3 separate regions of the Mus musculus genome follow, and regions 2 and 3 are each linked to region 1. A link is a loop called in an ENCODE intact Hi-C map of the cell type or tissue named here. Cell type or tissue: left cerebral cortex. All regions are shown on one strand.

Region 1 (8,000 bases):
TCTGGGCCTGTGCCCTGAGCAGACCTTGAGGTAAACTCCAAAGCCAGTCCCAAAACACCCAGAAGAAGCTCCATTCCCAGGTACTTTAACACATCCAGGATCATAGGATCAGAGCCAGTCCCACAACACCCAGAGGAAGCTCCACTTCCAAGGGCTCCAACATGCCTAGGATCCCTGGATCCCAGGAGCTTGGCCACACCAGGATCTCAGGGTCCCAGAGGCAGCTTGAAACCCAGGAGCTCTGACACATCCAAGATCTCAGGATCACAGGATTCCAGACTCACAGGATCACAGAGACATCTGGATTCTGAGGAGTTCTGATACAACTAGGAACACAGGAAGGACAGGCTCCAGTCAGATATACCAAGGGTAAGTAGCACTAGAGATAACCAAATGGCAGGAGGCAAGCACAAGATCATAAGCAAGAGAAACCAAGGTTATTTGGCATCATCAGAACCCAATCCTTCCACCATACCAAGTCCTGGATACAAGATCACACTGGAAAAGCAAGATTTGGATTTAAAGTAAAATCTCATGATGCCATAAAGAACATACATAACTCACTTAAAGAAATACAGGAGAACACAGATAAACAGCTAGAAGCCCTCAAAAAAGAAACACAAAAATCCCTTAAAGAATTATAGGAAAACACAATCAAACAGATGAAAGAAATTAACAAAACCATCCAAGATCTAAAAATGGAAATAGAAACAATAAAGAAATCACAAAGGGTGACAACCCTGGAGTTAGAAAACCTAGGTAAAAGATCACAGATGCAAGCATCACCAACAGAATTCAAGATATAGAAGAGAGAATCTCGGGTGCAGATGATACCATAAAAAACATTGACACAACAATCGAAGAAAATGAAAACTGCAAAAAGCTCCTAACCCAAAGCATCCAGGAAATCCAGGGCACAATGAGAAGATGAAAACTAAGGGTAATAGGTATAAAAGAGGGTGAAGATTCCCAACTAAAAGGGCAAATAAATATCTTCAACAAAATTATAGAAGAAAAGTTCCTTAATATCTTAAGAACTTGTCCTTAATATCTCTTAACGTCTATGGACTCAAAAAGACATAGACTAACACTGAATATGTGAATGGGACCCAGTATTTTGCTGTATACAGGAAACGCATCTCAGTGTCAAAGACAGACACTACCTCAGAGTAAAAGGTTGGAAAACAATTTTCGAAGCAAATGGTCCCAAGAAACAAGCTGGAGTAACCATTCTAATATTGAATAAAATCAGCTTTCAACCAAAAATTATCAAAAAAGATAAGGAAGAACACTTTATACTGGTCACATATGTTCCTGCACTGCCGAACTTTCTCTCCTGCATCACTGTTCCAACCTTACTGTCCCATGTCCTAGACTCTGGTTTCACTGCCTTTGCCCTCTAAGTGTTCTCAGGGAAAGCTCTATCACATTGCCAAGCTCAAGTGATTCACAGACTCAAGACTCAATGTACTTCCCATCTGCACTCAAACTGTCTGAGAGCTCAGATCCTACTGACTCCAGGTTCTCTGGACCCACAGCCTCAATAGATTTCTTTTGAAATACTATCTTTCAGAGTAGTCTACTTTCTCTTCCACTCCACAGAAGACTCTCAGTACTATGCTACTGGGGACTCTATCTCCAGTTGCATGGGTCTAGCACAAAGTAGATGCTCAGTGAACAATTACCCAAGAACGTATGTATAAATAAACAAATGGCTTAAAACATGAAATAGAAAAGGCATGTCTGTTCTGTGTCAAATGTGCTGACATTACTATATCACCGGGAGAGATCTGTTTCACTCCATTTGTGCTTTCAAAGCAAAAATAGAGTAGTCGGAATGGCTTGTAAAAACAAATCATACCTTTATTTCTCTCAGTTCTGAGGATGGTTACATATAAATCAAGTTACCTGGCAGATTCCATGCCAGTTGGAGACCACACTCTTCCTCCCAGAAGGCTATCTTTTACTGTTTATTGTGTGGCAAGGAGGATGCTGTGGATTCTTTCCTAAAGGTGCTAATTTCCTTTTCAAGGGCCCACCCAGAACACTCCTTGTCACCTTCTAAAGGCCCCAAGTCCACATGCCACAACAGTGGGGATCAGTTTCAAAGAATCTGGAGGATACAGCAACTTTCAGCAGAGGCAGACCTTCCCTCTCAGCAACACAATGACAAATTATTGCTTTATCTTTTAAGCCTCTTTTATTTTTTCTCCATTGGAATGCTTTCTTCTTTATTTTCTGAAAAGGTTTTCTACTAATAACATCTGGGAAAAGCCCGTCTTCATAATGTTGAATAATTATGCAATTTTTTCCAGTCGAGTATTATTTCTACTTAAATCAGAGAAAAGGTGCTAAATTGGATATGCAAATTGAGTTAGTATAAGGGGGCTGAAAGAAGTCATTGCAGGTTGCAAAGAATTTAGATGTTATGAAACATGCCTCAACTTTGTCTCCTTGTTGCTCCTGCATTGTTGCTCCCTGAGCAAGACTAGTCTAGTGAGATGTGGACAGTAAGACAGACACTGTCGTGGTCACAGATAGAATGGTAGAATGCCCTTTTGCTTCTAGTACTGAAAGTGCAAATCTTTCAGCAAGAGAAAATGAATTTATTTATTACTAAGTCTTTTGGCGTAGAATATTAACATTTATTTACTATAGTCTATTATAAACAAATTAATAGATATGCTAGCTGAAAATACATTATCCCTCTCCACCAGGACCACAGAATACCTCCTATCAATCTAAGACATAAACTCCATCACTGTTGCCATTTTTTCCCCAGTCCTTACCAGGCTTGCTTTTGCCTAAATTGTAAGTGTGGTAGTACTGTTGACATTTGCCCATTCTGAAATCCATGCAATTCTATGTCTTTAAATTTGTGAACACTTATTCTGACATATGTATATGGTTTCTGTCAAGTGCTAAGGGGTTAAATATTTAGCTGTTTACTTGTAAACATTTACCTATCAAAGAAAAATGGCAAGCTACACTAACGAGAATGTTTATAACTTTGGCACTTTGAATGCTGAAATAGCTCATGATTCTGCAGTAATACTTATCTCAGGCTTCAACTGCTTCAACCTAAAGATCTGAAGAAGTAATAGAAAAATCTAAGTCGCAGCAAAGTTCACAAAAGAGATAAGATCACAAAAGGACACAAAATTCAAATTAAGGGACAATACTAGACCAGAACCCAATATCTAATAAATGCTATGAATTACATCAAAGTAATTGTGCCACCTCAACAATAGAACTGTTTCCATTTCATGTCAGAGAAATCAGAAATCAGATATGTGGTAGCAACACAGTAGCACTAGAATTCATGTTTCCATCTTTCTGCTCTGTCCTCTTAGCCCAATGCATTCTCCTGGTCCATAGCATCTGCTGAGGCTCTGGACATCCATACTTGGGAAGAAGAAAGCAAAGCAAAAAGACTCTGTGGTTGATCAAATCTGTGGCAAAATATCAAGGGACACCAAATGCCACTTATGTGTCATTGGTCCAGGAGCTGCACAAGACTGCAAGGGAAGCTGGAGAATGTCATTTTCATGTCTAAAGAAAAATGCTCCCATTTAAATGAGAAATGAAGATAATGTATTTGGGGGTGGAAAAATAGCTGTCCTTGAGGTTCCTATGAGAACATAAGAGTCGTCTTTTCTACATTTTTCATCAACTTGTACATGAACACACTTTAAAAAGTATAAAGAAGGTTTATTTAGCCAGTGAAGATTTTTCACACCCACCCATCTCCATCTGCCAGTTTCCACCCACCACAAAACACTTTTATTCATTTTTATATCTCCTAGCTTCTTTAAGGCAAAAATGTGCAAAAGAAGATTATTCTTACCTCTTCCCCCTCCCCCAGGAGCTATTTCCACATCAGTACCCAGAGGCATCATTCTTCTGCGCTGCTACTTCCTGTGAATTTCCTTTTATAGCTGCATAGTACTCCATGGCTGTGGCCATCGGGGCTTATCTATCTAATTCGCGCCCCTGTCAAATTTTTCCCCACAGTCTCGTCTAACATATATGGATCAGAATACCAGTTATCTGTACTTTGAATGTTGTCTTTTAGCCACTAATTATATAAAAATAGCCTAAGTATTACATACAAAGGCAGAAATCCTGGGCTGGACTTGAACATCAAAAACCATGCACAGCAAATGTCTTAGCAATGCTGGAGATATACTGGATAGTCAGTAGAAAGTATTTTTCCATTAAGGTCAGCTGGTTCTATGTGGATATTAGACCATTTCCTGTAAACAAGCCCCATTTTCATAAGATCTTGCAACAAGCTCACAGTCTTTTACACATACCTTCACCATCTGACTCCCATTATATTGTTGAGCTGCCTTCTGCCCTGAACATATGCCCTTTCTCTTCTACAGTTTCTCTGAACATTCTCTCTGCCTCTTCTACATCTGAGTCATTTCTACCTATCCCTACCTGCTGAATCCTCATTCAGGTGCCTTTTGCTGTCATTCATGTGCCTTTTGCTCCGTGTAGCTGACAGAAGTGCACTACTCTACTATCTCCACAGGTAGATTAGGAGGGATGCACACCTAACCTCTGTCTCTGATCTAAGGAGACAGGCAATGCTGCATTTTTCCTCATGGAAGCCTTTATGTCAAAACACTTAGGAGCCCTGGATGACAGACAGCTCTTTTCGTAGCCCTCAATCTTCCCAGGAGGTGATGTTACTGGTCATGTGCCCTTAATGTTGTCTTTAGTCATTTCAACTCCCCCCATACAGCAGTGTACAGTTCCTTGTTTTGGTCTTATTAATTTTCTTTTAAGTTTGAAATTACATCAAAATAAAACATTACTCCCCAAAAGCCACAAATATATTCAGCTGGAAGCCCTGATGCATATACTCTTACCTCATTAATGTGTTTCATCCAAGGCCCTCCTACTATCTCCAGTCACATCTGTCAATTTGCTTTCCTTGCCAGAACACAACTACTACGACCTGGCTTAGTGTGCTAGGCACAGGGCACTGACAAATAACATTCTATCCAGCTTCCTCACTGGCCTGGGGCCACTCTCTTAGAAAAGGACATTAAATATTTGAAACCACCGAGTGACCTTCAGTGAACTGCACCTGTAATAAAAGCCAGTGCATTTAGAAAAATAGAGATCACCTCCAGGTCTTTAGTTACTTATTAAAGAGCTCCCAGTGCTGCTAAAGAGTTAATGCTCACCCTTAAATAGCCAGCTTTAAGCTGGTAAATAATCTGGGTGTTATGAATAAAACGCAATCAGAACCATTATGCACCTACAGGTTGCCTGTAGATGCCTCAGCCTCTAAACTCAGTAGCCAACCGACCTGAAGAACCAGGATTCAAAAAAAAAAAAAAAAACTGACTCCCCACCTCATTCTGCCATCATAAACACAAGATTACATGTGGGCATCAAGCTCACTAACCACAACGCATAACTTATCTCTGATGGCAAGGGGAAAGAATTTCAAGTTTCAAAACAGGAGTATTGGTATTTGGGAACAGTTAGGATTTTTCTCAAGTGTAGAACTGAACAGTTTCACATAATCAAGCAAAAATAACACTAATCTGTATACTTTTAACAGTGAGTGTAAAAAGAGATATCAAGAAAGTCCTTATCTGAGAATTTCATGAGGTTCATACACTGACCTGATTAATAATTAACAAGGCTTCCCGGAAAAGGCATGGGGATATGTACAACTAGTAAAAAAGGGGGGAGGGGTCTGCTGCTTCAAAAACACAGGGAAATGGAGTCACCTGCCATCTGATCTGAAGAACTCTGACTCTAGAAGTGTATACAGAATCTATAGGTCTTTGTTTCTGTGTCTTAATGTGTCTGTCGGTGAGAAAAGGGAACAAGCAGAGTGCTTGTTCACTACCAATTCGGGATACCCTAGCAACAAGCCAGCTGCTCTCAAGTCACAGCCTTGTGACCTAATAGAACATTAACAAATATTCTGTTAAAACTACCCTTCCTACTATTCTTCTCCTGGATACTTATGCAACTTGTTTTCTGAGCAAAGCATCCCCAAAGTGCTTGAGTTCCTCAGTGGCTCTGCATGTGACAAATAGCAAGGAAGAGGGAAGTTGTCGGCACTCAAGTTCTCCCAAGCTGAAAGAGATCTAGCTCTTAGATAAATCTTACTGGAAGTAATATAAGATGTGGGGGATGGAGAATCAATATATTGTCATAACCCTGCTTCTTAAGACTATATGGATGACAAATTATGGCAAACTTTACAATGTGATTGAAAAATCCATTCATCCACAAGGTCACTGGGCTTCCTATGAGAACATCAGACTGTGCCTGCCAGAACCTTTGTTGCAAAGTAGAAAGGGATTCATTTCCCTTGTGCAGCATCTCTGCTTCCAAAATGTCCGTTTTTTACATGTGCAAATGGAATATCTCCTAATAGGAATAAAATAAACATAGTACATATTTTAATAAAATGTATGAATTTCAGTACAGATTCACATAAACATGATGTTCACCCATACCTTTATAGTAAAATCATTACTAAAATACTAAACCAGCATGCCCCTCATTTCAAAGGACTTATTTCCCCTACAAGAGGAGATATAATTTACTCATTAAGCAAAAAATTAATAAAAAATTAATCAATCTGATCATTGTTGAATCTTAAACTACTTGGTTCAATAATCATTTCTTCTTTATGAAATTTTTTATCATGTTTCATTCCAATGTGCCTATAAGGCATAAGAAAACCACCACCATCATCAACCCAGCACACACTAGACAGTAGCCATATTTGTTTATAGTTTAGCTATTTACTTTAACTCTTTCTCTACCACTATACATACAGTAGGCACTGCTGGAGTCTGAAACTTGAATTATATATTCAAACTCTCATTCATAGTAGCTATGTGAAAGCCAGAAGTGGGAATACTGCCACCACCACACTCATTCTCTATTGCAGACACTGGTATTTATTTTAACAGGCATCAAAGCCAAGGACTATGGAGAAAAATCAATCATAAGAACTCTATGAAGTAAACGGTGTCTGGCCAGCCACTTCCATCACCAAAAGAGTGGACTGAGAACGTCTTGTGCCACTATAAAATATGTGATTAAAGAGAAAACTGTGAACCTAATTAGAATGGTCACTGATGAAATAGAAAGAGGGCAGAATTACAGATATACCCAAAGGATATGGTACCTGTTGAGGTATCCCGAGAGGAAGAAGACAATTCCAGAGGTTTAATATGGGGATGTCAAGGAAGATGACATGAGGAGCTAAGACGAAGATAAATTGTAGGATCAGGGCTGGGAGAAGAATGATATGCTCATGGTGAGGTACAGAGTCGGAAGCTCTATAAGGTTACAAAGCAAAGGGCTTCACAAGTAACAGGAAGATAAGGCTAGCATGGTAGATAAGAGATCAGAACTGCATACTAAAAGTGAGTGACTGCATATCACAGGGGTGGGTGAAGTCATGTGAGAACCAATACAAAGTGACAAGGTCCAGCATCCACTTTGCCATCCACTTCGCAAGGGAGCATTATTACAGGGCTATGCAGAGAACGAGTCTCACCAAAAGCTCAGGCTATTGAGGTCAGAATACCATCACATTCATGCTGAGGTCAAGACTTACAATGGTGCTCAGAGTCAGTGATAGATCCCAGCAGAAAAGTACATACTGGTCTCTGCCTAGGAGATAAGATACTCTGACAGCTGATTTCACTTAAAACAAAACAAAAGCTTCAGATTTCTCTAATCAACCTATCAGTTCTCCCTCAAAATTATATCTCAAATTGAGAGACCTCCCAGTCTCCTTCTGCCTATTTCATAATTATTTTCTTCATCACACAAGTATTTCCAATAATAAAATCTTTGCATATTTAATCCCATCAGAGCTTCCACTTCTCAGAGGCTTTGGACAATCAGAGGTACACAGAGAAACTGATGACATTCCCCACTGACTCTCAATCATCAGATCTTTTCAGCATTGTGATTGATAGCAAAATCACAGATAGGCAAAA
Region 2 (8,000 bases), 68 kb before region 1:
ATTAAAATGAGGGTAAGAGAGCAATATGTAAGTGGAGATGTCAATAGATAGCTACAAAGGAGACATAGAGAGGGTTGGTGGTATGAGTTTGGGAGTAGAAAGTATATACATCTCTATCCAATCCCTGAATGGCATGCCTTTCAGTGAGGCGAATGTTGAAAATAGAAGGGGGTCTGGTCCTAAAAGTAGCCTGTGCATGTTTATATGTGCATGTAAGGCACATGATAAAGCAGGTAACATCATTAAAAACAAACCCAAGATAGTATTTTAAGGTATAACAACTAGGTGCTTAGCTTGAAAATCTCTATGTGTTGGTCACTGTACTAGGCAGAAAAAACTGCTTAAGAGTCTAAGTGAACTTCCCTCTGAAAAATTAGATATACCTGAAAGAAAGGAAATACAGAATAGAGGCCCGAGGACAGAAATTGTGAGTGATGGCTGTCATAATGGGGTGCGTGAAGGTGCCAGAGTACTTGGGGTACCTCTGCTGACTCCTTTTGGCTCTATTCTAGAGCATCTATGGTGTCTACCATTTATTTTTTCCATTCATAAACTATCTACTATCTAGCAAGCATCTATCTATGTCCTAGTTAGGGCTTTAAATTGTTGTGAAGAGACATCATTATCATGGCAACTTTTATAAAGGAAAACATTTCATTAGGGCTGGCTTACAGTTTCAGAGGTTTAGTTCATTTCATCATGGAGGAGAACATGGCAGCATGCAGGCAGACATGATGCTGGAGAAAGAGCTGAGAGTTCTACATACGAGAGCTGGTACCAAGAGACTGTGTCCACACTGGGAATAACTTGAGCATATGAAACCTTAAATCTTACCCATACTCCCTCCAACACCTATGCCAACAAAGCCACAACTCCTAATAGTGCCTCTCTATGGGACAAACATGCAAACACATCAGGCTATGGGGGCCATTTTTATCAAACCACCACAATCTACTGACTCTATATTCCTGATAAATAGTACTATAAGTAGAATTGCCCATGTGAAACATGCCCACGCATGTATTTTAACATGCTCGATTCCATTGAAGGTCCTCTGTCCTATAACATCATAAGGGCTTGGATCAAAGAAATGCTCAATGCATACATCTAAAAATTAAAAATAAATAATCTTTACATGCAACTCTTTTTTATAATCTGAGGAAACACACACACACACATAAAAAAGTGCAAAATAAGGTTTGATTTCCCCAAGGAATTTTTATGTCACACTGTCTCATTCTATGTTGAAAGTAGAGAAAACAAAATCCTGGGCTCTAGACTCCCAAATGGAACAGTATGTTCATGCCTTCAATAAGTCTTCCTTAGTACATTGAGATTAAATGCATTCCCTTAAAAACAAATATCAGAAATATGACCAAGGTGATATTTTCTTAAAAGAAGAAATAGCTTGAGTAATAAGAATGCAAAATATGTCGTTTCTTGCTCTTCACTCCTGTACTCACAGTGAGCCTTGAAAGGATGTTTGCCTAAACTCTGCATCTGATTCAAGTTCTTGCTTCATCTTATCAGAACAGGCGTTTTGTGGGACCATGATGCAACATGCAAGACCAGCATCAGGACATCCTACAAAGTCAACAGGAACTCTAAACAGCAAAATAAATGCAAGTCAGACATGTCAGCATTCAGGTTAGGACCAACGAGGCACAGAACCTACTGCAAGATGCACAGAATTTGCCATTTTATGATAACCTGTCCCTCTGAAACCTTCTGGTAAAATTCCTGGTTTTAATTCCTGAGAGAATGTCTACTCTTCATCTTTAAAATCCCTCATAGCTGCTGGGCGTGAGCGATTCCAACATCCACAGAGTCCCAAGAAAGCTTTCTTTTCCCAATCAGTGCTCTCACTCTCAGCCATCCTTCAGTGGATATGATTATTATTACTTGGCATTCAATTGCCTTCCCCCATTTTCTCAAGTTCTCTTTCAAGAATTTTGTCAATAAACAATTAAGAGACCATGGCTTTCAGTGGCTTTCCCCCATACTATTTTTGTATTTTTAACGTCAATGTACAGCTATTCTCTGGCAATTGAACTATGAATTACTATGAATATGGCAAAGCACACTTTAGAATATATGTTCATCAGTACACTCATACACTGGAGACTTTTACCTTCATTTCTACATATCTGTACATAGATACACAGCAACTCATATATGCATATAAATCTATGTTTGTATATCTTGCATAATGTTACATACATGTATACATGCATCTGTAAATAATTGCACAGAGATATACAGAGAGACATAGGTCTATACACTTAATCTTATCCAAGTTCTTTCCAAGTAATGAAAAAGAACTTGCAATAATAAAGCATAGACTGCTGAGTAGAAATTATTTTGTACTGGAAATTACTTTTTTAAATCTCCCTCATCTTGCACATCAGCAGAAACAAAAACATATGATCACCTCATCATGTGTAAAATTGTAAACAAAACAACAGCATGGGCAAAGGCTAGTGCATTTTCCAAAGCTTCCTCTAAAGGTGCTCAGTATCGGAAACTCCTCCAGCATACGATCTCAGTCCTTACTGTGCGGGTGGTAGAAGGAAAGAGAGACAGAGACACAGACAGACAGATACACACAGAGAAAGACAAAGCCAGAGACAGGTTGACACAGACAGAGACAGGCAGACTCAGACAGAGACAGATGGAAAGCAGGAGAGACCCACATATACATGGCTAGACACAATCTCAGCCCACTTGATTAAACACCCAGCAGAAGTTAGGCAAGAAAAGCAGCCCTTGTCTGAGACTGAGGCAGCTGTCCACAGCTCTCTTTCTTTGCCCCACCCTATCTTGTAAACCACCATTTCCCCCATCCTGAAGACAACCATCTACACCTCAACATGTCAAGCAGCATCAGATATCCAGATATCAGTCAGATAATAACACTTTACTGTGAAAAGTTCTCTGCTGTCGCAGCTACTAATACTGTTTTTTTTTGTTGGTTTATTTTTTACAGGCTTAACAAATATTTAATATTTATTGGGTGTCTACTATGTACTAAGTTCTTGGATAGACATATGATAACAGGCAAAGATTTTAGGTGCTCCCCCAGGAGTTTTACATATAGATAGTAATTTAATGTCGTGAGAAAAGCATTATAAACTTCATTTTTCTGGAAAAACAAATGGTGCAGAGTGTAGTTAAAGGATTTCAGCAAAGTCACAGAATCAGGCCTTATAATGCCACAGAAGAGTGCTTCAGACTGGGCAAGGCTTTACAATAACATGAGCATCTGGCATTCAGAGCATCCTTAGGACATATTGGCATCTTTGTATTGCCATCTTTCTACTGTGTTCATTTTATAGATATGAATCCAAGGCCAGATACTTTATGTGACTGACTACCATTCAATACTCAAATAGAGACTCAGAATCAAACACAGACTCTGCCTCCTTTCTTAACCATTAGGATATACTTTCATGAAATGTTCCTTGCACACACCCTCAAGGCAATAAATAAACATCTTATCAGGCATTAAGATTAAGAAGTCTTATGTGAAATGCTGAGGATTGACAAAGCAAGCAAGTCAAACCTCTTCAATTCATTCACAGCTCCTCACGGAGCCCTAAGGATTCCTGCTTATCCTGCAAGCCAGCTGATTAGAAAGTTCCTTTCTTCAGTCAATCTGTTCTAGAACATTTGTATCCTTTGACTCACCATAGAAGATTATACACATGAAAACACAGAGCAGAGCTTAGGAGGTGTCTGAACACATCGCCAATGCTATTTTTGCCCAGTAGCATTTCCTCCCTTTTGGAGTCACTTAATCTTCTGAGCATGCAAATCAACCCTTTACTGTGTATTTTAAGACATCCCCAAAGCCCTTGGAATAGATACACAAAGGGACGAAGGAGAACACAAAAAGTAAAAATTATCTCATTTTTATATTTCCTCCAGCTGAATATTATTTTCATAATCATCACTGTGTTAACTTGTTTCCATATCTGTAAAATGGAGGTAAAAACAAGACCCATTCATAGCAAAATTATGACAGCTAGAAAAGACTGGTTTACTAGATGCTTAAAACACTGTAGGACACATGTGAACACCATGATATGTAATCTAAAGGAAAAGCCATAGTGAGATGCAGGGAGAAGAAGCACAGAGGTTCACAGGGATAGTGACAGAGGGACAAGGATACAATTCAGATCTTGAGTTTTCCTCCAAGGACCCATGAGTCATCAGGGGACAAAGTGTCAAGAGCAAGAGCAGGAGGTGAACGTTATTGGGTGAGACCTGAAGGAGGAAGCTGGGTCACTGCGGACCTGCCACCTTGGAGAAGATACCCAGCTGCCTTCTGCCTTCATAGGCAGCAACAGCAATCTCACACAAACATGCTGAAAATACCAGAGTAAGCAGGAGACAGATCCTGAAACTGCCCTGATCTGGCAAGTCTACCAATGCTTGTGACTTCTAAGGAAAATGTTAAGGCAACAGACTAATAAGTAGCCAAGTCTGCATGAGAACATGAAATGAGGACCCCAGGAGACCCCCAGCCTTTCTTGAACCTTGACCCTAGGCTTGGTGACCACAGTGGTGTCCTTCTGCTTTTCTCCCCATGAGCAGGACAAGGTAAGCAATAGCAGCTGGGCCAGGAAGCTCACAGAAATGCTTGAGGGGCTCCATTCAAGAAGGTAGGCACTAGGACCCTGTAGGCACTGGTCTGGATGGAGCCAACTCAGTGTTGGCCCAGAACACACTCTTTTATTCCTCCTTCAGTCCTAACAAGGAGAAACACAAATGTGGCACTCTGCAGATTAAATTTTAAGCCCATTAAAAATTACTGCCCAAAATAAGCTTCTATTCAATTTTCAGTTTGGCTGGGCATTCGTTTATTCCCATACCCCGCCTCCCCACTAAAATGCTACTGACTGGTAATTGTGAAGGATTCAGAATAACTGAATGAAGGAAAGCCTTGAACACTTTCTAGTCTGCCTAACCTTGCCAGCAGCTATAATTTATAATTATAATGCATACAACTCATATCTATGATACATACCAGTATTTCAAACCCTCATAAATGGGGTTAAAGTGCACAGCTGCCTTAGTTTCTCCAAGTCAATGTAAAGGTCTTCTAGATTTTGCAGTTCCACAGATGGTGGTAACAAGCAGGAGGCTAGGGAAGCATGGGGAGGTAGGGCAGATTACTGATGCACAAAAAGGTCAAAGCAGCACAGCTTACCTTCAGACAGTGTAAAGGACACTGAGCTGTGCTGTCTATGGACCTTGCTCAATTACCATTTCTGCACGGACTCACCTCCTCAGTGCCAAACGTAAGCACTCATAGCTTTGTCTGCCCGATACATCAGGCTCAAGACTGGGTGTCAGTGTCAGACCCCCCAAGCCATTGAACCATGACTGATGGAACTGGAGGATAAGCCCCACAGTTGACTCCTTCCTTGGCTTGAAGCAGAAAACACAGACTATCTCCTAGAAAATTCCCAAGACCTCCTGGCTCGCCAGGGCAGGAACAACTGCCTTGAAACACACACAGTTTGTGATTTCTGTTCCCTCTCTCACTCCTCCAAGGCACAAAAGGGTTTCCTGGCACTGTCTCCCCAAAAGTAACTGCACTCAAGTCTTGCCTCAAAGTCTCCTCCTTAGCGAACTGAAATAAATGTCATTCGTGGTCTTCTGATGCATTCTGCAGCCTATTTCCCTCTGTTCTGTCTGGGTTTCAAAAACAAAATCGATTTCTATTTACCTACCAAGTTTTAGATGTTCAGAAACTGGGAAGCAGCTGTGTGCTTGAAGCTTTTAGGAAGCCTGCTGTACCATTTTAGGGGACACAGCAAAAAATTAATTAGACCCAAGGAAGCCAAGAAATCAATTAGAATGAATCAAGCCATAAATCTCCAGTTGCCTGCTGTTTTTACGTTACATGTTGGAATACGGAAAAAGACAAAAGGAATGATCTTTGAGAAATTATACCTGCTGCCATTCATCTCTCAGAGGCTCTGACACTCACTGATTAGTTCCTTCTGAGCCACTCAGAAACACTGACAAGCTGCAGCCAAATGGTTTGGAGTCCCAGGAAGTTGGAAGGGAAACTGGGAGAGGAGCAGACCAAGCTCTCTGAGTCATACTTAGTCATGGCTGTCCGTGAGTGTCTTGGCCAGTGGCTTGGCCTCACTCACCTTGGGATTCACCACAGGGACATTTGTCTTTCCTTTGTTGGCTGCGCCAATTTATTTCCAGTTTCACCTTTCTGTGGAGACCTTCCACTAGAGCATTTCAGAATAGCCCAGAGGAGCCAGGCTTGGCAGACCCACACCCCAGTTGGTTCCTACTTCTATAATTTAAACCAGGTGGCTTGGCTATCCTCTGCCTCATGTTCCTCATCTGCAAAATGTAAAGAATACATGCAGTAGCCAGAGGAGAAGCACATCACCTTTCCAGGGTATCTGAGTAGAAATGCTACCATCAAACTTTCTGAAACAAGACTACATTTCATCAAGGTTTGGGGGAAGTTGGTACACACTTCAGCCTCAGAAGCTCTGTCAAGGCACATGCCAAGTGTTTGAGCAGAGCTGAACAGTCTTAGCATCCCCCATCAAATTGTGCTATTATTATCTCAACTAATGTACTAGTGCTGAGGCCCATCTTCAACAATCAGCTAAGTACCTCCATTATGAACCACACATTCTTTCGTGTCACTGACTCTGTCAAACTTTCTCCATTCATATAACTATTTGACCTCCAGCCTATGATTTGCTAGTTCTTCGCTAGCATATTTTGCCTTTCTCAGACTCTTTCCTGAGAACATGTCTTCAGTGGCTCCCTTACATGCTGATTCCAGTCCGTCACTCTGCTTCTAGAGAAAACCAACATAAGATATAACAGCTCTTTTTTCCCCCTTCTTCTTCTGAATTTTTTTTTCTACCAGTATCCGAGGGAAAGTCTTAGATTGTAAGATGAACAGTCATTTCTTATTTACTTGAAGCCTTCGCCAAGAAGAGGAAGCTGGCTCTAGGGTGTAACTCGCTGGTAGGGTGTGGACTTGGGAAGGAAAGAATAGAACAGACAGCATTGAAACACAGGCTTCAGGATTTGCCAAGAACTCCAAATATATTGGTTAGGTGTAGCATGGAGTTGCTACTACCCCACTTCAAGTTCAGGGTGGACCTCATTAACAGCCCTGCCCAGGTTCCCTCAGATGTGCATGTAAAAGACACAAACACATTAGCTTATTTTTCAACCCGCCTTATTGGCACAATTGTTAGGCTCTTGTAAATCTTCACTCCCAGTTCAGCACCCTAAATCTGTCCTCAACTTGAGTTGCTCATTACCTTCTCCTTGTTCAGCAACCCAACACTGCTCTCCGCTCAGTTGTGTTTCTAATCTCCAGCCTGGGGAAGAAAGCAGCCTATGGGTCACTCCGCACGAGATCTCACATCTAATTTAAGAGAACCAATCGGCTGCTTAGTCTTTGTCCACTACCACTGGGAGATGAAGACTAGACAGCTACATTTCCAACAGAAAAAATCCTGCTGTTCAGAGAACATATATGTAATGGTACTGCCCGTGACAAGCACCATGGTGGCTAACTCTAGAATGCATCTTCATCTTCCTCCCTGTCAAGGCATGTAGAATCTTTCTGAAGGATGATATCAGGGAAATTATTCAAGCCCTCAGTGCTTACATTTCACTGGTTATAAACACGGTTTCTTCTGCCCACTGGACCTTAAAGGTACTACAGCAGCAAAGGCTGCTGTCACATGTAAATGCCATAAACCCCTTGAGTAATTACTAGTCTGTGGAGGTAACATGGAGGTGATGAACAAGCCAAGAGGGTCCCTGCTGCTTCTTTGTACACCCTTCAGGCAGACACTATGATTCTGTTGGCTTAATTATTACACCTTGTATAGATGAATGTGGGGAACATGCTTGCCTTGTCATCAGCCTCCCAGGGGACTGGTACTGAGTAATTGCTTTCCATCGCAGCAGGAGCCATTGACTGCCAGCCACAG
Region 3 (8,000 bases), 160 kb before region 1:
AAGATTAACTGCAAAAATAGCCTCAACTCCCACTTTTCATATTATCCAGTCATTTCATCACTGTGATTTGGTGAGTCTTTGTACTACCGGGTAATCTATTTTGCCCCTCCAATCTAAGGCAAACTAGAAACGTGCCTTGGCATTGAGAATGCTGCATAATTGATGGAGTACCTTTTTGGATGGAGGCACCTTAAGAGACCTTAGTGTTTTATCTTCTTTCCCCGCAAGAACATGATTGGGCTGGGTCAATTATAAAGGAATGTGGATCACTTACAGAGCAGTAGAGGCAATTCTTGACCTGCCTTGAGCTAGCTGACCCCAAAACAGATCCCAAGAGATCCCAGCCCAAAATCAGAGGAGCAACTTCTTCAACTCACAGCTCAGTAGACACACAGGAGCTGGGCCTGATGTAGAAGTACTCATAGCTCATCAGTACTGCAAATATTTGTGACTTCACGTCCCCAAGTCTCAGGATAGCTGTTGCAGCTTGTGAAGAACTCTAAGTTCTACCCTCTAGCATGAGCACTAAACACTGACAACTCATGATTTGAACATTCCTTGTCTACTAAGAGAATATTTCCACATTTCAGAGAATAAATACAGAGCTGCCAGGGATCAGAATTTGAGGAAAATATACAGCTTTCCAAAAATATGTAATTGAACCACAAAAATCTTCAAGAAACAGGTTTTGGTATATTATTTGTAACTCAAAGCAGTCATAATTACTAATAAATGTCATTTTAAGTGCCTGAATCATGTTTCAAAAATATACAATCTGTACTCAATCTAGGTTGTAAAGGATGAAGATATAATTTAGATAACTCTGTCCATAATATTTCTGAAAATGGAATGTTTAAAGGATTTTAATATTTTCATAGAAACTTCAAACCATACAGCACTGTACTAGACCACAGACCCTTTTGATATAATGCACCCTTTAATTCTATGCTGCACTAGAAAACTGCTATCTCCCCCACTGTATTAGCTACTCGAGGAGCATGTTTGTTTGTGTTTTTCAAGGTAAATGAGAGAAAAGTAAAATAACCTTGGAAACTATTTCTTTCAGCCTTTACCTTACTGCTTTTTAATCTCATATTTTCATGTCAGCAACTAGATATGGAAGGAAACATTGGGGAAAATGTCAGAATGGATGTATTAGTGATTGCACATAATAGAAAACTGAGCATCTCTGACTTTTGATATAGATATGCAAATATGTGGTCCAAACTCTAAAATAAAAAAACTCACACCACAGGGATTCATTCCAAAAATTCACAATACCACCCATTGCTTTCAGTGCGAGTTAGCTGTCAATATTCTTGATAATATAACCTGCCTACAAAGAAAGAAAACAAAATCTCTGTCACATATTTTACTGGTAAATAAGAAAAATATTTTAGATATGTAAACAGCTACACATGAGCCCTAAAAAGACTTTTGAAAAGCTACTTTAACTAACATAGGCAATGTTTATGGCACAAAGGAAATTATGCATAAGTCATCCTTCTCAATGAAAAAGCAAGAACGGTCTTGGTGTCTAGTAGGCCGGGCATTCAAATTTTACATAAGACATGAATAGATTCCACTAAACCCCCTTCCTGGCTGGGTTAACATCCGAGGGTACTGGATGTTGACAGGCAAAGCCATTCTAGGTGTTGAATAAAATTAATCTTCTCTTTGATTCTCGATCACCTGTGTGTCTCACCAGACATCACTTATGTTCATATACAGGTTGGTTTCTGGACAACAATCACTACATTGAAATGCCACATGGTGATGCCATGACCATCTTCTTTTTTTTTTTTTTTTTTTTTTTTTTTTTTTTTGGTTTTTGGTTTTTCGAGACAGGGTTTCTCTGTATAGCCCTGGCTGTCCTGGAACTCACTTTGTAGACCAGGCTGGCCTCAAATTCAGAAATCTGCCTGTCTCTACCTCCCGAGAGCGCTAGGATTAAAGGCGTGCACCACCACTCCCGGCCATGACCATCTTCTAATTTAGCCAATCCAATGCACAGCTCACTGGGCAAACTTATTATCTTATAAAACAAATTTTAACATCTTCTAAATCACTTCTATGTTTCATTGCTGGAATTCACTATACTTACATCATATTACATTGTTTCTTATATTTCCTCCTGCTCTTTTGTTTCATGTGTAAGGACCACTAACAGCAGCACTTCCTCTTATTTATTCTTTAATATTATATGACACTAACTGCAAGATCTTTTTATGGAAGATGTTCACTATGCTTTTAACTGAATTAGATCCAATCACAAATTTGACTTCTCATAACATATAATTACATGCAATATTGATTAATTCTTAAGAAAATACACATGGATAAGAATTTTACCAAGTTGTCAAAGTATGTAAAATTAAGTTCCAAAACAAAGAAAATACCAAGCCTGGTTGTGGTCGCCCATGCTTGTAATATCAGAACCCGAGAGACTGAGAGAGGAGGATACATTTGAGGTCAGTGTGGGCTACATAGTGAATTATAGATCAGCCTGGGCTACATAGTGAATACAACAGGCTACATTGACAATCCTGGGCTAAAGGGTAAGGCTCTGATTCAAGGCAAACAAACAAATAAAAATCACAAAGCTATAAAATACAGATGCCATATTTAGCAATAAGGAGGAACCACCATCAGAGACACTTGGATTGCATTCCTATTAGAAAGACAGTCTAAAATATTATGAAGATTCAATAAATAAGGTGCATAGTGACATATGTGTGTATATATTACACACACACACACACATTTCATTAAAGGATGTTCAAACTATGGATAGAAGTTTTATTTAGAATACTATACATGTGGGATAGTATTTGGGATATAATCTATGTATATGATGAATACTTTAAGACATTTTAAAAGCTATAAAGACAGCATGAAGGAAAATAAAGTCATGCTGTCCATCTGGACAGAAATAATCATTATGCTAATGACAAAAATGGTTATCATTGTGTGCTAAATTTTAAATACCAATAAAATTCCAAGAGTATTAAGAACAATAATGGTTCTGAAATTCATACAGAAATCTGGAAAAGAATAAATAGAAGATTCTGTTAGTGAAGCCTGTAATGTTGGCGCTGAGGCAACAAGACTTCAAGTTTGAAGCTCTACTGGGCTACATAGTGAGTTCAAGGCCAGCCTGTGCAATTTAACTAGATACCCTCTGGAAAGCAAAAGGGCTAGAGATACTATGTGGCAAAGAACACTCCCCAAAGATTTAAGGTTTGGTCTAATCCTCAATGCCACCAAAATGACAAATATTAAATGCCTAAAGAACACTTCTGCTCAAGGGAGCTAACATATTTAAATATGTATTTTAGTATTTGTGTCTCCAGTATAATAAATAATAGAAGGGTGATAAACCTGGTGACCACTGTCACAAAGACGGCAGCACAAACGACAGGCAGAAAGCTGATCCTTCAGGCACTCACATAAGTGGAGTCTCACTCAGGCTGCAACTTTCCCCAGTGATTAGGTAAAAATGACAGTTCTTATCCTCCTTAGATCAGAGTCCAATCAAGAAATGGGGCATTTTGACCCGCATAATGCGGCCAAGATACATCTATGAAACGCCACGAGCAGTTCAGAACATAAGAAAACTTCTGGGATTATGCAAGATTCCCATCTCCTAGAATTGACAGACGTAAAAAGCACAGGGCAGATGCAATCCGCTCCCACATGCTTTATGGCTATTTAAAGGGCCTGCCAACATGAATAATGCACACAGGTTATTTTTACACAAAATGCACTCCAAATTATACAATGAATAGCTCCGCGATGGCACAGATTTTCCAGAAGTTGAATTTATAAGACAAACTTTTCTTTTTGTTTTTATTTTCTGGTCTTTGTGGTTAAATCTATAAGACTATGTTACTTGCTGAAGTAGGAATGAACTTGTTTTACATTTCCAAAGCAGTTGAAAACAGTAAAACTAGTAAAATTAATTTTTGTAAATGAATAAAACTGCATTTGTAGCTTTAAAACACACATTATATATAATAAATATTACATTATATAATATGTATAATATATGCTATATAACACATATACATATAATATGTAACCTTTAAGGGATATATATATATCCCTTAAAGAAAATGTATTGTATAGGCCCAGATATTAAGTGAGGAAAATAGTATTGAAAGTAAAACTTAGTAAAAAGGTACTAATATTCTTGGCATTCTTTAATAGTAATCCTCTTTCACACTGAGGAATATGAATATACCTTAAGTTTTTCTAGCAAACATTCAAAGACAGACAGAGCAATGAAATAGCAGAGAATCAGACCCAGGCACAGCCAAAACTGGGCATAAGACAGCAGTAGCTCCTAACTCACAGGGAAAAGGTGAAGTTTTAGACTCGTCCAAAAGACAGACTTCTCAGTAGCTCGCACTGGGATAAAAGAATAGTAAACTTAAAAGGATCCAATTATATTTTAAAATACAGAATTCAAAGCAGTGCTGGGAGCTGACAGCGCTCAGTGGGGTAGAGGCCCTGGCCTTATAAACCTGAAACATGAGTTCGATCCCATGTAAATGAAGAAGAAAGGAAAAAACTAATTAGACAAGTTTGTACTCTGACCCACCCTATCCCATCACACACACACACACACACACACACACACACACACACACACACACACACTTTTAAAATTGTCAATAGAATTGGAACAAAGAAATAGAAATTCTAAAAATAATATGTAAGATTCAGACCTCATAACATACAACAGGGAAAAAACCTGATTGAGGATGTAAATGTAAGAGAAAAAGAAATATGCAGCAGGGTGAGGTGGGGCAGAGGGGACCTATAGAAAGTCCCAGACACCATGAAAGTGAGAAACTCCCAGGACATAATGGGGATGACCTTAGCCAAACCTAAAAATGCCACCTCCAGTAGAAACTCATGGCCCCCATTTGAGGCATGTGACCACCTGTCCATCTTCAAAATTTTTGGCCCAGGATTGTTCCTGTCTAAAGTAAATGCAGGGACAAAAATGGAATGAAGACTGAAAGAAAGGCCATTCAGAGACCAGATTTACTTAGAATCCATCCCACGAGCAGGTCCTAGACCCTGACACTATTATTGATGCCATGTTGTGCTTTCAGACAGGAGCCTAGCATGACTGTTCTCTGATAGGCTCTACCAGCAGCTGACTGAGACGGATGCAGATACTTACAGGTCAACCACTGGACTGAAGTTAGGAACCCCTATGGAAGAGTTAGGGAAAGGACTGGAGGAGCTTAAGGGGATTGTAACCCCATAGGAAGAACTACAGTATCAACTAACAGTATCAACTATCAAATGGATCCTCTGAGCTCCTAGAGACTAAGCCATCAACCAAAGTTCAGACATGGGCTGGTCTGTGGCCCCTGCTACATATGTAGCAGAGGACTGGCTTGTCTGGCCTCAGTGTGAAAGGGTGTACTTAATTCCATAGGACCTTGATGCCCCAGGAAAGGGGGGTATCAACATGCTGGCATGGTGAGGTGGGAGTGGGTGGGTGGGAGAGGAAGCACCCTCTTATAAGCAAAGGGAAGGGGGATGGGGTGGCGAAATTGAGGAGGAACCAGGAAGGGAAGCAACATTTGGAATGTAAATAAATAAAATAATTAATCTAAAATGGAAGTGTAGAGCCAGGCGTGGTGGCACACGCCTTTAATCCTAGCACTCGGGAGGCAGAGGCACGCAGATTTCTGAGTCCGAGGCCAGCCTGGTCTACAAAGTGAGTTCCAGGACAGCCAGGGCTAAACAGAGAAACCCTGTCTCGAAAAACCAAAAAAAAAAAATAATAATAATAATAATAATAATAATAATAATAAAATAAAATAAAATAAAATGGAAGAGTAAATGACTGAAAGCTAAGATTTGTTATTCCAAAACTCGTAAGGTAAGGAAGAGTACTTTAAAATAGTGTCAGCCCAACCTGGGCTGGAGTGTGAGTCTGTTGCAAAACATAAAACCAAAGCAAAATGGAACAACAACAACAACAAAACTATAACATAACTACGGAAAAGTTAAAAAGTACAAAATAGGGCTGGTGAGATCGCTCAGTGGGTAAGAGCACCTGACTGCTCTTCTGAAGTTTCAGAGTTCAAATCCCAGCAACCACATGGTGGCTCACAACCATCTGTAACAAGATCTGACTCCCTCTTGTGGTGTGTCTGAAGACAGCTACAGTGTACTTACATACAATAATAAATAAATCTTTTTTTAAAAAAAGTACAAAATAACTATTCTTCCTTCATATGCAACAGAAAATAGGATAAATTCAAATGAAACCAAGTGCTGCATAGGAGAAAATGCATCAAACACATCCCATAAACAACCACCAACCCAGACACTACTGCATATGCCAGAAAGACTTTGCTGACAGGAACCTGATATAGCTCTCTCTTGTGAGGCTATGCCAGTGCCTAGCAAATACAGAAGTGGATGCTCATAAGTCATCATCTATTGCATGGAACACAGAGCCTCCAATGGAGGAGCTAGAGAAAGTACCCAAGGAGCTGAAGGGGTCTGCAACCCTATAGGTGGAACAACAATATGAACTAACCAGTACCCCCAGAGTTCGCATCTCTAGCTGCATATGTAGCAGAGGATGGCCTAGTCGGTCATCATTGGGAAGAGAGGCCCCTTGGTCTTGCAAACTTTATATGCCCCAGTACAGGAGAATGCCAGGGCCAAGAAGTAGGAGTGGGTGGGTAGGGGAGCAGGGCAGGTGAGGGTATAGGGGACTTTCAGGATAGCATCTGAAATGCAAATGAAGAAAATATCTAATAAAAAATTGAAAAAAAAAACAAAAACAAAAACAAAAACAAAACAAAACCCCCAGAGGGAAAATGCTGTGCATCTGTAATAGAAACTGAGATGGAGCAGAATTCCTCAGCCTGCCTGAAGAGGGCAGCACTTGCTCCAGAACCATCCATAGCACAAGGCAATTAACTGAGGCAGGGTGGGAGTGCTGGGTGCTAATCTTGATAGCTTGACCTTCCTGAAGGGCCTAAGTAGACTTCCAGGAAGGTCTGACTGGAGCTTGAACAATCTGGAGGCAGCTCCTATGGCGGTCTTCTTCAAAACAACTTCAGTGCCCCAGAAAACTGCATGTGTTCTACCGAGAAAGGACTAGAACTCTAGAGAACTGTGTTTAGTCTTGTCCTTCCTTCTCTTTATTTTTAGTCCAAGACTGCTGTCCTTTGTCAAACTTGTCTTCAGAGTGTCACCTTAACTCCTGACCTCAATGCCTCCTCACGTGCACAACATTGAGGCTCAGTTTCCAAAGGGTCTTCAACATTGATTAGGCCCTGGCTGAAAAGCAAGTAATCTGTAGAGGTTGCCAAACTCCAAAATTCAGACTTATGTTTCTTGTCTTTATAATAGTTTATATATGTGTGGTTGTATATAAAATTTCATATATTTTTTAAAGTCCTTATTGTATTTGAGAATCATGATAGTACACTAGGTAGCTCCAACAGCATTGACTAGTCCATTGTTGAGAATGAATATATATATATACATATATATATTCACATATGTATGTGTGAGTGTGTGTGTGTGTGTGTGTGTGTTTGCTATAGAACCCAGAGTGTCTTTGAACTCTCATGCTTCTCAATAACTGGGATCTTATAAGCCCAAACCACATGGCCCACCCCTTTCTAGTTGTCTTGAATGTGTTATGAAAGTGCATTATTTTCTATGTAGCCTGTTTCCCACTTGAGATATGACAGTACAAGCACATTTTATGGTCATATTCCTGGATCTGTAAGGTCTTATAATACCAACAGAAGAGCCCACCATTGAAAACCTGCACCCAATGCTCAGTATAACCGGAAAAGCAGCCTCTCCTTTGCACACACACGACAACATTTCAGGACTCTGTGACCATTCAGTAACAGGGGTCCCTTTACGACATGTTTCCCTACCCACTTTGCAGGGTAAAGCACATTTGGTCTCAGGCATAGCAGTCAGTGGTCCTCCATTACTGC

Evidence for each region. A loop is a pair of places that touch in the nucleus more often than their neighbours do. Peaks named below come from ENCODE experiments on the same cell type or tissue, not always from the same donor. Only the 100,000 strongest peaks of a DNase experiment are listed, where the experiment ranks them.
Region 2: a loop joins it to region 1, with 5 times the contacts of the local background. A loop is called at or near these places in 2 of 42 quality-filtered maps.
Region 3: it touches region 1 in a loop (2.0-fold over the local background); 3 of 42 quality-filtered maps call a loop at or near these places.

What each region holds. Positions count from the first base shown.
Region 1 is chr2:134,842,533-134,850,532 of GRCm38, reverse strand. The region is part of intron 2 of Plcb1 (phospholipase C, beta 1); the gene reads right to left. Among named protein-coding and RNA genes, the nearest start is that of Plcb1, 60 kb to the right of the region's middle. In left cerebral cortex, no CTCF peak of the experiment used is centred here; a DNase peak (open chromatin) is centred at 3,786; H3K27ac peaks cover 1,566 bases.
Region 2 is chr2:134,910,975-134,918,974 of GRCm38, reverse strand. The region is part of intron 2 of Plcb1 (phospholipase C, beta 1); the gene reads right to left. Gm39941 (a long non-coding RNA gene) reads right to left here and starts at 1,456. Exons shown (of 2, transcript XR_866761.2): 1 at 1-1,456. In left cerebral cortex, a CTCF peak has its summit at 7,729; DNase peaks (open chromatin) are centred at 4,730, 6,116, 7,000, 7,974 and 3 more places; H3K27ac peaks cover 4,219 bases.
Region 3 is chr2:135,006,259-135,014,258 of GRCm38, reverse strand. All of the region lies in intron 3 of Plcb1 (phospholipase C, beta 1), which reads right to left. Among named protein-coding and RNA genes, the nearest start is that of Gm39941, 93 kb to the right of the region's middle. In left cerebral cortex, CTCF peaks have their summits at 6,158 (motif pointing left) and 6,906 (motif pointing right); a DNase peak (open chromatin) is centred at 3,692; H3K27ac peaks cover 1,330 bases.